2 separate regions of the Homo sapiens genome follow, and region 2 is linked to region 1. A link is a loop called in an ENCODE intact Hi-C map of the cell type or tissue named here. Cell type or tissue: B cell. All regions are shown on one strand. Each heading gives the region's core, and the rest is flanking DNA. Links, peaks and the distances in the headings are about the cores only.

What was found. Hi-C counts contacts between places; a loop is a spot of excess contacts. Peaks named below come from ENCODE experiments on the same cell type or tissue, not always from the same donor. Only the 100,000 strongest peaks of a DNase experiment are listed, where the experiment ranks them.
Region 2: a loop joins it to region 1, with 4 times the contacts of the local background. A loop is called at or near these places in 13 of 110 quality-filtered maps.

Annotation. Positions count from the first base shown.
Region 1 is chr21:44,009,923-44,016,129 of GRCh38, forward strand. It overlaps TRAPPC10 (trafficking protein particle complex subunit 10), which reads left to right and starts at 2,387. Exons shown (of 23, transcript NM_003274.5): 1 at 2,387-2,638. The coding sequence starts at 2,572. RefSeq lists silencers at 2,012-2,391, 2,542-3,211 and enhancers at 3,762-3,821, 3,842-3,891. In B cell, for the core only: CTCF peaks have their summits at 2,800 (motif pointing right) and 3,001; DNase peaks (open chromatin) are centred at 2,329, 2,679, 3,639 and 4,009; H3K4me3 peaks cover 3,414 bases; H3K27ac peaks cover 3,717 bases.
Region 2 is chr21:44,302,274-44,308,480 of GRCh38, forward strand. PFKL (phosphofructokinase, liver type) reads left to right here. Exons shown (of 22, transcript NM_002626.6): 2 at 4,408-4,481. Among named protein-coding and RNA genes, the nearest start is that of PFKL, 5.3 kb to the left of the region's middle. RefSeq lists enhancers at 2,511-3,310, 3,350-4,004, 4,005-4,658, 5,314-5,967. In B cell, for the core only: CTCF peaks have their summits at 2,859 (motif pointing left) and 3,058; DNase peaks (open chromatin) are centred at 973, 1,306 and 2,848; H3K27ac peaks cover 1,266 bases.

The DNA.
Region 1 (6,207 bases), core at 663-5,662:
GTCCCAACTACTTGGGAGGCTGAGGTGGGAGGATCACTTGAGCCCAGAAGTTCTAGGCTGCACTGAGATAACGATCAAACCACTGCACCCCAGCCTAGGTGACAGAACAAGACTGTCTGAAAAGAAAACAAAACGGAAAGTCCTTTCCTGTAGCACTACTGGACCTCTAGTCTTTGTGCCATCCTCAACTCTGTAACAGCCGCTTCCTGGTAAACCCATAGAGTCGTCCCACACGTGTAGTCCAGCCTAGGCCAAGGACTTTCAGGGAACCCTACATCGACTTCGGCTCCCCACTCTTGCTAAGCTTCTTCCCCTCCAGTGCCCTGCCTTGCCGGCCTGCTGCTTTAGCTGCCCAGAAGTCTGGTCTCTTGCCTCTCACACCATTACAGTGCACCACACTACACTATGTTCACACATTTAGCAGCTGTGTTCACACCCAAACTATCTCATATATACATTTTGTTAAAAAAAACTTCAGGACTCTCTAAACTTATGATGCCAAGGGTGAAGTTAAGCCCTGGAGACTGAGTCAGTAGCAAGTTTGCAATTCTGCTTCTTCGATTACAGTTTAATGCTCTTCCTCCTTGTTCTTGAGCACAAGTGTCTTCCTCATTGTGGCTGCTCTGTAAATCAGGGCTCCCCGACCGCCAGGGCCACAGACACATACCGGTCAGGCCACACAGCAGGAGGTGAGCTTCAGGCCAGGGAGCAAAGCTTCATCTGTATTTACAGCTGCTCCCCATCGCTGGCATTACCGCCTGAGCTCCGCCTCCTGTCAGGTCAGCAGCAGCGCTGGATTCTCCTAGGAGGGTGAACCCTGTTGTGAACTGCACATTGGAGGGGTCTAGGTTGCGTGCTCCTTATGAGAATCTCATCCCTAATGATGTGTCCCTGGCTTCCATCATCCCTAGATGTGACCGTCCAGTTGCAGGAAAACAAGCTCAGGGCTCCCACTGATTCCACATTATGGGAAGTTGTATTTTATTACATATTACAACATAAAAATAATAAAGTGCACAATAAATGAAATGTGTTTGAATCGTCCTGAAACCACCCCAACTTTGTCTGTGGAAAAACTGCATTCTATGAAACTGGTCCCTGGTGCCAAAAAGGTTGGGGACTGCTGCTGTTAATGACTAAGAAAGACCAGGTCTCCCCCTTCCCATTTGGTGATTTTTGTTACAGATTAGCTGTCTCCATTGTCCTGTACCTGACTTAGACCAGACAGCACAGAGACCCCAGGACTGTTTCATCTTCAGTGGGTCCCCAAAGAAAAAGACCACCTCGACTAAACAGACTGTTGTAACTATGCATTAGGCCTTATACAGAAAAGACGCTGAAATTCGGTTAGGCTTCCCGAGACGCTGGCTATAGAAACGACCCCAAATTTCTACGTTTGAGAACACTGACTTCCATTCTTTATAATGTTTCCTGGGCGCCTCAAGCTTCGCATTTGACTAAACTCTAGATTCTGACCCTTTTGATTATTTTTGGTTGACAGTTTTTGTCATTTTATGGCTGGGAGTGATGGCTCACACCTGTAATCTCAACACTTTGGGAGGCCAAGGCTGGAGGATCACTTGAGCCCAGGAGTTTGAAACCAGCCTGGAAAACATAGTGAGATCCCGACAAAAGAAAAGAAAAGAAAAAAATTAGCTGGGCGTGGTGGCTGCCCCCGTGGTCCCAGTTACTGGCGGAGGGGGTGGGGCGGGGGGAAACAAGGCGGGAGGATCGCTTGAGCCTGGAAGGTGGAGGCTGCAGTGAGCCGTGTCCCGCCACTGCACTCCAGCCTGAGCCAACTGAGGAAGACCCTGCTCCAAAGAAAAAAAGAAAAAGAAACACCCGCGCCCCGCCCCCCCCGTTTACGTGCACAAGAAGCCCATATGCAGTTAAGTGTGAGGTTTATTTTGTGGCATTCCGAAATGCCGAGGGCCAGGTCCCCACAAAAACATTTGCGGCGTGAGGGAAACGGGAAGAGCCCAGCGGTAGGCGGAAGGCACGCGCCGGGGACACTCAGCGGCGAGGGCCTGCGGGAGCCCCCAGCGCGATAAGGAGCCCGGCCGGGGAGCAGCGGCCCGCCGCGGGACGCCCGAGCTGCGGGGAACGCGAGGGCAGCGAGGCCGGCGTCTCTGGTCCGGGAGCGTCCAGGCTCGCTCACCGCGCGCGAGGCCCGCCTGCCGAGTCCTGGCCTCAGCTCCGGCGCAGGGCCCAGCGGGGCGCCCACTGCCGAGGGAGGAAGATGGACGTGTCCCGGGAGCCCCGCTCCGCCTCCCACTTCCCACCTCCCGGTCCCGCGCGGCCGGCCCGGGCGCACTTCCGTCGGAGGCGAAGCGCGGCGAAGACCCGCCCCGTGAAGCCTCGCGCGCCCCGGAAATGGTCATGCGGCGGCGCCGAGGCCGGAAGTGGCTGAGGCCGGCAGCAGCGGGCGGCAGCTGCGGCGCAACCGGCTCCGGAGCTGCCTGGCGCGGCCGGGCGGGCGGCGCCGCTCAGGCTCGGGCTCCGGCTGGGCCCGGCGCGGCCTCGGGGCTGCCCATGGGGCGCGGGGGGCCGGGCCGGTGACGCCGGACGCCCATGGACGCCTCTGAGGAGCCGCTGCCGCCGGTGATCTACACCATGGAGAACAAGCCCATCGTCACCTGTGAGTGCCCGGAGGCGGGGAGGGCGCGGCGGTCGTTGGGCGGGCCCGGGCCCTGGCGTTATGCACCCGGCGCCCCCAGACCTTCAGCCCCCGGCGCGCTCCGGGCTGGGCCGCTTCCTGGAGGTGTGACCAGGGCTGCGGCTGAGGCGGGGCCCTCTGACTTTTCGGGGACGCCCTCTGACCTTCCCGCCGGGCGACCTCTGACCCCTGGGGGGCGCCCTCGGGCCGGCTGCAGTTGGAGCCGGTGGAACCCGGCGGACTCTGCCCGGGACTGGGCGCGCGCCGGCGTCGAGGGCGAGGAGCGGGGGCTGCCACCGCCCCGTCCCGCCCCCGTTGAGCCGCGCGCCCGGGACCTGGGGGCCCCGGCCTCTTCCGCCGGGCGGTTTTGCCCGCGGGCGCCCTTTCCCCGACTACGGGGAAGTCCTTGGGGGCTCGCAGAGTTGCAGGCGTTGGCGAAGTAGGAACAGTTTGTTGCGGGGTGAAGCGTCAGGCAGAGCCGCCGGGACTGCTTTCGCTCCTACACACTTCCCCGCCGCGCACTCAAACCATTTTACGGATGAGAAAGCCGAGGCTCGGGCGCTTAGGCGAGCTTGCTCCCCATGAACAGCCTCCCGCTCGAGTCTACACTACGGACACCTGGTGCCTCTTGGGTGTCGTGTCCTCCCCGCACCCCTCCTTTAATGCATACACAAAGGAACTGTTTTTCTGTTACGGGAAAAATGTTCCCTAAATTTTAGAAGTGTGACTCTCCAGAGTTAAATACGGTTAAGAACAGTGAGCTTATGGGAAGTATTGAAATGTTTGTTGGTTGGCTTTTAGGTGACTTGCAGAGAGGTGTTTCAGACTGTTACGATTTTTGACCTTTGACAGTATTCTGTATTTTCATGCATGTATGCAGTTAGTTTTTTTCTAGTTGTCTTTCGTGCTTGGAAAGGAAGCACTCTCTGTTGCAAAATCTGGGTGCCCAGGCCACAGTAGACTGTATGTCGTGAGAACTCCTGTTTCCCTCTCACTCTGTCAGCGGGTGTGCACCTGCTGTGTTCCTTCCTGTTAGATCCCTGAGAAACTGTATATTGAAGGTTGAATTTTGTTGCTTCAGCTTTAGGTGATAGACTTATTTCTTTCCTTCCTTTTGCTTTATTTTGTCTCTTCTCCTCTCCTCCTCTCTCTTTTTTTTCTACAGAGACCTAGACGAGATGATAGACTTTTCTTAGGGAAGTGGACTGTGTCTCATTTAAAATTGGAGACTTGCATAGTTCAGCAGTAGCTGTCTTTTTTCCTCCCCAGAATATTTGTCAGCTGAAAGTCTTTTCCTACTCTGCACCTTCAGCCCCAGAGGGCAGATGTGGGTAGAGCTGGTCTGCAGGCCCTGCAATTTCCCAGGGGCTTTCCCAGTGCTCAGGGAAGATGAAGCCATGCGCAGTTCATGTTAAGTTTTACTGTCTTCCAGAGGTTGAACATTTTTCTCCTAAAGTGCTGTGCACGTTGTGAATGCTGGATACACATTCATTGCCTGTACGGACATCCACACATCTAATTTTATCTTCTACCTCCTAGCTTGCTTACATTTCAATAGCAATATGTATTTATAGGCATTATGTAAATACATTTCTGAGGAGAAAGTTCCTAAGCTCTATTGGATTCAACCATAACTAAAGGGGTAAAGTTTGTTATCTGGTTGCCAGTGTTGGAGATATTTAATGTTTAGTTTTGTACATGCGTGCATCACGGACAGCTGAAGGATGCGGTTTTCTTTCCTACAGATTTATTGGATTGTCATCTTGGTGGTGGGTTTTTTCCTGTGTTTTGAGCAGCAGAGTGAATTTTTTTTTTTCCTTCTTCTTCTTTTTTGAGACGGCGTCTTTCTCTGTCGCCCAGGCTGGAGTGCAGTGGCATGATCTCGGCCATGATCTTGGCTCACTGCAACCTCTGCCTCCCGGGTTCAAGCGATTCTCCTTCCTCGGCCTCCCGAGTAGCTGGGATTACAGGCGCATGCTGCCATGCCCGGCTAATTTTTTGTTTGTTTGTTTTTGTTTTTTTTTTTTTTCAGTAGAGACAGAGTTTCACCATGTTGGTGAGGCTGGTCTCGAACTCCTGACCTTGGGTTGTCCACCTGCGCAGCCTCCCGAAGTGCTGGGATTACAGGCTTGAGCCCCCACCCTTGGCCTCAAGCAACATAGTGAATGTTAATCTCTGCATGGATGGTACACTGTCCTAGAAGGTGCAAACTTTCATTCATTGGAGTCTCAGAAGAGAAGGGGGCTTCAGTAGACTGTCAAAGTTAACTTGAAAAATGATCACTTTAAAAGTGAAGGTAAAAAGCTGACTTCATACTTCCCACTTGAAATTATGTTGTGGTATATCTGGGACTGAAGCTTTAGGAAGCACTTGGCCTGGTTTCACTTTATGCCTTCATCTTGCTCCTCTCTTTCAGCTATACATGTTTTGAAAGGAGAAGGTGGTATGAACAATTGCTTTAAAAAAATCCACCCAGAGGCTAATTAACCCTTAACTTTTTAATATTATGTACATAGTTCTCTTAGTAGGCAACATTTTTGTTTTCAAAAATCTTTTAAATTCTTACTTGAAATGGTATTACCTCAGATCTGTTCATTTTAAAATGAAAGTAGAGTTTATGCATGTTGTGAATTTTTTTTCCATAGAATGTATAATATTTTACTTCAGTGAAAATGCATTCTGCTTAGACCTTTCTGGGAAGAATATAGAATGTAACTGGTTCAGGTGAATTTAAAAACTGTGTATATGTAGGGATAGAAGAATGAAAAGTTCCCAAAGATTAAGGGTAATTAGAATAGATTATTACTTTAAAACCTAGCTGATTATTTCACTTCATTTTATTATTATTATTTTTTTAGAGATGGGGTCTCGCTCTGTCACCTAGGCTAGAGTGCAGTGGCATGGTCATAGCCGACTGCAGCCTTGCTGGGCTCAAGTGACCCCTCCCTTAGCCTGCCAAGTAGCCAGCACTACAGGTATGACCCACCTCACCTGGCCTGAATTATTTTAATAATATTTTGAAGCTCTCCAAATTTTTTTTTTTTTTTTCTGTCTGAGACAGAGTCTTGTTCTCTTGCCCAGGCTGGAGTGCAGTGGCGCGATCTCGGCTCACTGCAACTTCTGCCTCCCGGGTTCAGTCGATTCTCCTGCCTCAGCCTCCCAAGTAGCTGGGATTACAGGCGTACACCACCATGCCCACCTAATTTTTGTATTTTAATAGAGACACAGTTTCACCTTGTTGGCCAGGCAGGTCTAGAACTCCTGACCTCAGGTGACCTGCCCGCCTCGGCCTCCCAAAGTGCTGGGATTACAGGCGTGAGCCCCCGCACCTGGCCCTAAATGTTTTAATAGACTTTAGCCCATAATTAAACCTCCTGCCTAACGGGCTCCTGTGAAGAGGGACTAGCACAGTAGGGGCCTTCTTAAACTCAGAACTAGTTACAGCTTGTAAATACTGAAGAGTGTATGTGAAATGTGCAGGGATGGGAGCTGAACAGTTAGTGGAACTAATGCTTTGACGGGGTTGGGTGATGAATGACCGAATCATAGCA
Region 2 (6,207 bases), core at 773-5,772, 290 kb after region 1:
AGCTCCCATGCGTGGACAGGGAACAGGTGGTTTTCTGCAAGGGAGGAGGACTCCACACACTTCCCCAGTTCAGGGCTGGGGCTGATTCATGGAGGATGATCTGGGGCGAGTAGGATGGGAGGAACTGACATTCTGGGCAGAACCAGAGTCCTGTTTCATGAGTTCGGAAAAGCAGTCTGCAGGGCTCTCCCAGGCCACCACTGCTGCTGCCGTGTGGCTCCCCATGGTGGGTGCTCTGTTTTCCTTCTCGGGGCCCCACTGCCTTCCTAGAAAGGCTGACCCTGGCCGAGGGGAAGCCTGTGGCATAGTGTGCCCTTCTCTTTGCCCTCTATGTCAGCCGGGCAGCAGGAGAGTGGGGACTGGGAGGCACTTTCTGCCCCAATGCTGAAGTCTGCGTTTGTTGGATGTATGGAACAGCCAGCCTCACCATCCTGCCAGTGTTGCCCAGTCCTGGGACTTCTCGGGCCTTGATTTCCCCTTCTGTGAAAGGGGGTTGGGGACAAGACAGGCCACCTTGCAAGTTCCTTCCAGCCAGCCCACAAGTCCTGTCCTGTGTGGCTCTGGGTCACGCCTTTCCTGTTGGCCAGGGGTTGGTGCTGTTGAGCAGGGGAGGGCGTTGTTCAAGGATATCTATTTGCACAATAACCTGTGCAAAGGTAGCTAGAAGACTTGAAACAGGCCGGGCGCGGTGGCTCACGCCTGTAATTCCAGCACTTTGGGAGGCTGAGGCTGGTGGATCACCTGAGGTTAGGAGTTCAAGACCATCCTGGCTAACATGGTGAAACCTCGTCTCTACTAAAAATACAAAAAATTAGCTGGGCATGGTGGTGCGCATCTGTAATCCCAGCTACTCAGGAGGCTGAGGCAGGAGAATCGCTTGAACCAGGAGGTGCAGGTTGCAGTGAGCCGAGATCGAGCCACGGCACTCTAGCCTGGGCGACAGAGCGAGACTCTGTTGCAAAAAACAAACAAGAAAAAACCCCAAAAATCAGCCAGGCGTGGTGGTACATGCCTGTAGTCCCAGCTACTCGGGAGGCAGAGGCAGGAGAATCGCTTGAACCGGGGAGGCAGAGGTTGCAGTGAGCCAAGATCCCGCCACTGCACTCCAGCCTGGGTGACAGAACGAGACTCTGTCTCAAAAAAAAAAAACAGACTTGACCAAAAAAAAAAAAAAAAAAAAAATGGCCCGGCCTGCCTATGCCTACCTTCATCTCGCCCTGGCCTGGGCACTTTTAATTCTCTGGGCCCTTTGTCTAGTGCCCCCTCCCTGCCCCTGCAGGACACCGTGCCCTGCCTTTCCCTGGCTGGTGTGTTTGGACGTTGGTTTCCTGTTATCGCAGGTGAGGACTTAGCTTCCTGGCCCGCCACGCCTCCCTGACATGGCCTCCTGTTTGGAGCCTTCAGGCTCATGCTTACATCCTTAGCTGATCATTAAACTTTGTGACCATTTCATGCTCACTGCTTTCTTGCCTGGGAGCTAATGGTGAGGAAAGGTCACTGGGAACCAGCGCACCAACCTCAGACATTGATTTTGTTCCAGCCTTTTTTCCTGGGCAGGGGTGGCTATCACCTGCTGGTAGGCAGCGGCAGGCCCACTGTCCTGCCTGCCCTCTGACTGCGGTGTCGGCGACTGCTGCCCGAGGTTTATTTTGAGAAAGAAAAGCCGATTAAAGGGCCATTAAAAAGGTCTTTTGAAGATTACAGCTTCCAATGAGGTTAACAGAGAAAATTTCCTCCTTCAGGCCGCAGCCAGTCCCGTTCTAAAATCCAGAACGTGTCCCTTTCCAGTCCCGTTCTAAAATCCAGTCCCAACAACAAAGTGGCCATGTGACATGGCCACTTTGTTCTCCTCCCAAGGGCTCAGCACAAAGCTGGGTTTTGGCAGCTTCATTGTCTCCGGGCGTCAAAGCAGGTTTTATTTTGCAGAGCACCCTGAAGACATTTGGAAGTGAGGGGTACCCTTGCTGACCCCTGATCCTGGGGCCCCTTTGCCGTTCCCAGGTCCCCTGACAAGCCCACCAGGCCCCCTGCTGAGATGGCTGTGACCCTGGGCTGACCCGCCCAGTGGCACATTGACTCCGCCTGGAGCTGGGGAGACCAGAGAGGCCCTGTGGTTGGACGGTGGCCTGGGTGCGCTGCTCCTGCCCTCTCCTTGCCCTGCCTCAGCTGCTGCCTGCCAGAGGTGGGCTTGGACCTGTGGTGGGACCAGGTCTGCAGGGAGGGCGAGGGAGGGACGGAGGCTTAGCTTCGGCCAGCTGTGGCTGAGTGGATCTCCCTCACTGCCCCCAACTCCAGTGAGGGTGGGGGACAGGGCGCTGCACTCACAGCACCACCTTGGACGCCCAGCCTCAGGCAGCAGGACTTGGCTCTGCTGACTGTTTTTGGTTGTCGGGTGCTTGGGGTGGCTCAGCTGTCTGGGGGGGGCTCGGCTGTCTGTCTCGGGGGGCTTGGCTGTCTGCGGGGGGCTCGGCTGTCTGGGGGGCTCGGCTGTCTTTCTGGGGGAGCTTGTCTGTCTGTCTGGGGGGCTTGGCTTTCTGGGTGTGTGTGGGATGCTTGCTGGGTTCCCGCCCCAGTTTCAGCTGTAGCAGCCGTGCTCCCATCTATGTGGGGATGTGAGGGAGGCACTGTTCCTTTAGAGACGGCGTTGCTTGCTCAAGTGGAGAAGCTGCCAGTGTGGGCAGCTCCAGCTCCCTGCACGCTCTGTGCTCTGCCCATTCTAACGTCTGTGCCCCTTCTTCTGGATGGCTGCCGGGCTTGGCTCTGGCCCCCCTGTTGGATCCCCTGGCTGCTGGGTGGGGAGAGGGCCACCTACTGAACCTGAGGGTGGGTCTGGGTGAGTCCTGGCTCTGCTGCCACCTGCTGGGCTCTGGAAGGTCCCTCACCCTCCCTCTGGGATCTCATTGGATTCCTGTAGTGTGGGGATGGTGGCAGATACTCTGGCTGCTACGTGAGAACAGTGTGCCGATCCCTGGGGTTTCTCAAGGCGTGGCACCTCACCTCACACCTGCTCCCTGCTGCTGAGCCCCACGCCAAGCTGGAGAGCGGATGAGAAGCATGTGTAACCAGGGTAGAGGTCGAGAGTCCTCTCGTGGGGGTCTCCATGTTCAAGGGAGCTGCCGAGGCTTGAGCAGGAGCCCCCAGCAGGTCAGCACCTCCAGCCTCTGCAAGTACAGGGGGGTGGGAGGGCAGGGGCTTTTGAGGGGCACGAGGCTTGGGGACAGAGGACCCGCATGGCTTAGGGATGGATGGCATGGTATGGGTGCTGGGAGGGAGGCAGGAAGAGCAGGGCTGGTCCCAGGGGCAAGCACAAACTCAGGCCTGTTACACGGCCCCAGACCTCACTCAGAAGGGGACCCTGGCCGCTGGCGTGGGTTTCCTCCTCTCTGAAGATTAGGTGGTCTTGGCTGCCCCTTTTGTATGAAGTCATGGATATCTTTTGAGATGGGGGCTCTCGGGAAGAAGGTGTGGGGTACATTAGCACCAGCGTTTCCTGAGTGCCGCCTCCCCCGTTAATGTCCCTCTCCAGGAAACTGGCTTTGCCAAGGCCCCCGCTGGGACAGACTGTTTCTTTCACTGCAGTCCTGGGAGCCGAGGGCAAGGGGACAGGAAAGAGGAAGTGACCTCAGAGCCTGGTGGCACCAGCATCATGTCCAGGCTGGGGGGTGAGGGTCCCTGAGGCCCTGGGGCAGGGCAGTGCTGTTCCCTGGGTGGCTGAGGCCGGAGGGGCTCTGTTCTCAGTCCCCCATCTCATTGCGGAGGAAGGAGCCCAAGCCCCTTCCAGCAGGTGCTTTCCTCAGTGCCCAGAGGTGCTCCCCGGCTTCTCCATCCCCACGCCGCAGCCTGAATGTCTGGGGTGGGGCCGGTGTGGGAGGTGCCGGCCTCTTTTCCACCTGCCCCACTTTTTATCCTGCTCTGTGGTCAAGGCCTGGCCCCGTGGCCTGTGAGTGTGGGGGCTCCGTGGCAGAGGTTGGGGCGGCGGGGTGTGGAGTTCGGGACACCCACACATGCCTGATTGCCATGCTCTGCATGGGATGTTCCCAGTTTATCTCTGGGCACCATACTCCAGGTGCTCGGAAGCTGAAGCCTAGAGCCTGCTGGGTTCACCCGAGCCTCCACCCGGGGGCCCAGGGCTGGTCCTCAAGTTTCCTGGCCTGGTGCCTCCTGAGATGGGGAGGGTGACCAGGCCTTCCCTACCCCCTGCCCTCTGAGATGGGGAGGGCGTCCGGGCCTTCCCTGACCCTTGCCCTCTTGAGATGAGGAGGGTGACCAGGGCCTTCCCCCACCACCCGCCCTCTGAGATGGACAGGGTGTCCAGGCCTCCCCTACCCCCTGTCCTCTGAGATGGGGAGGGTGTCCAGGGCCTTGCTTCTCAGCGTGGGACTGACAGGTTTGCCCTGACCTCCACAGGCATGAACGCTGCTGTCCGGGCTGTGACGCGCATGGGCATTTATGTGGGTGCCAAAGTCTTCCTCATCTACGAGGTAAGGCCAAGGTGGGCTGTGTGTGTGCAGGGAGTGGGGACCTCCTGAGGCGCATGCCGAGGTGTGTTCTGTGTGGGTCACACTGGGAGACGGGGTGGTCCTGGCCTGGAGGAGCTGATGGGTATGTGGTCTTGGGGAGTGTGAGGGGGAGCTTGGGGCCAGGCCAAAGGCATCTGCAGAAAGAAGACCTACTGCCTTGGGACTCAGCCCGGCTGGAGGCTCAGAGGCTGCAGAGCACGGGCCTGGGGGCAGGGAAGGAGCTGGGTGGACAAGGAGTCGAGGCCCTGCCTACAGTGATCGCTGACGGGCCAGGCCCCACCCACCACACCCCTGCCTGGTGTCCCCCAGCCTGGCCCTTGTCCCGCCCCGAGGCCTCTGTGAGTGGGGGCCAGGGACCTCACCGCCTCTGCCCTTGTCCTCCCCAGCCTCCTGCCTCACCACCCAGACCCGGGGGGCAGCCGCTGGCAGCAGCTCTGCTGTGTCTATGTTCATTGTGTCCCCGCAGGAGCAGCGGATGCCCTACTGCCTCAGCCCCAGTCCCCGTGGGAGATTTGGGGCTCGCCCTCCGTCCTGGGTATTTACACACCCACACTTGCGCTCACACATGTGCACACACAGGCGCATTCACACACTTGGGCCACACCACGCACTCACAGGCTGCATTCTTGCCTTGTCAGGTGGTTTTCCACATTCCACAAGACAAGGTCTTTTGTTATTTTGTTGCCACTTTTTATGTAATATGTAGCTGTTTATATAAAATGTAGCAACCCCAGCTCTGCAGCCCCAGGCACTCAGCCCCACCCCCCTCACTGCTCACTGCTCGCTGCTGACCACTCACCGCCCTGGGTCTCAGTTCCCCCATCTTGGCCCCAGGGAACAGCAGCCTGTCCAGCCCTCCCTCTGCAGGACTGTGTGAATGAATGAGTGAGTGGGCAGTCTGTGCTGGCCCGTCCTCTCCCTGTGGCCAGGCTGGGGCCCTGCCAGTATTGGATTAGGAAGCAGGTCTCAGAGCCCTGGGGAGCTGGGTGTGGGGGCCTCTCTAGGCAGGCTGGGCTGTGTCCGTACAAACCCCTCCTGCCACCTGCTCGACCTTCAGTTTCTTCTTCTAAGTGGCAAAGGGGAGAAATTAGGGTTTTCCGGAACCCCCACACATTTGTGGTTGGGAAAGACTCCTGTGGCAAAAGACAGAAAACAGGTTCATCGGTGCAGGGCGTGTCCTGGAAAAGGGGAGAAGAGGCACTTTGCCGTGCCTAGAGTCCTGGCTTCTGCAGAGCCCAGCAGAGACCAGTGCACATGGAGAAGCCGAGGGGTACAGGGACGCAGCGTGAGGCCCTCGGAGGTGGGGGAATGCAGGAGGGTGAGTTTATGGGAAAAAGAATGAAGTGGGTGGGCGCGGGTCCTGGGGCTGTCTCTGGGTCCTGAGGGCTGTGAGGGGCATTTACATCCTGTCCAGGCGGTAACAGGAGGAGCCTTAGTCTTGGGATGCTGTGTGCTGCTTTCCTCTCAAAGGGAGGCAAGGCTGAGAGCTTCCCTGAATCTGCTGCCTAGTGGGCTTTAGCTCAGAAACATCCACATCTAAGAGGCAGATTTTGAGATGAGACATTCTGATATAGCGGCCCAGGGAAGACTTCCCCTCCGTCCCATGAAGGTTCTTGGAAGAATCCACTTGCGAAAAGCGGATTAATAGGGCAGAGGTGCTGGCATTCATTGTGAATAGGCATGGAGA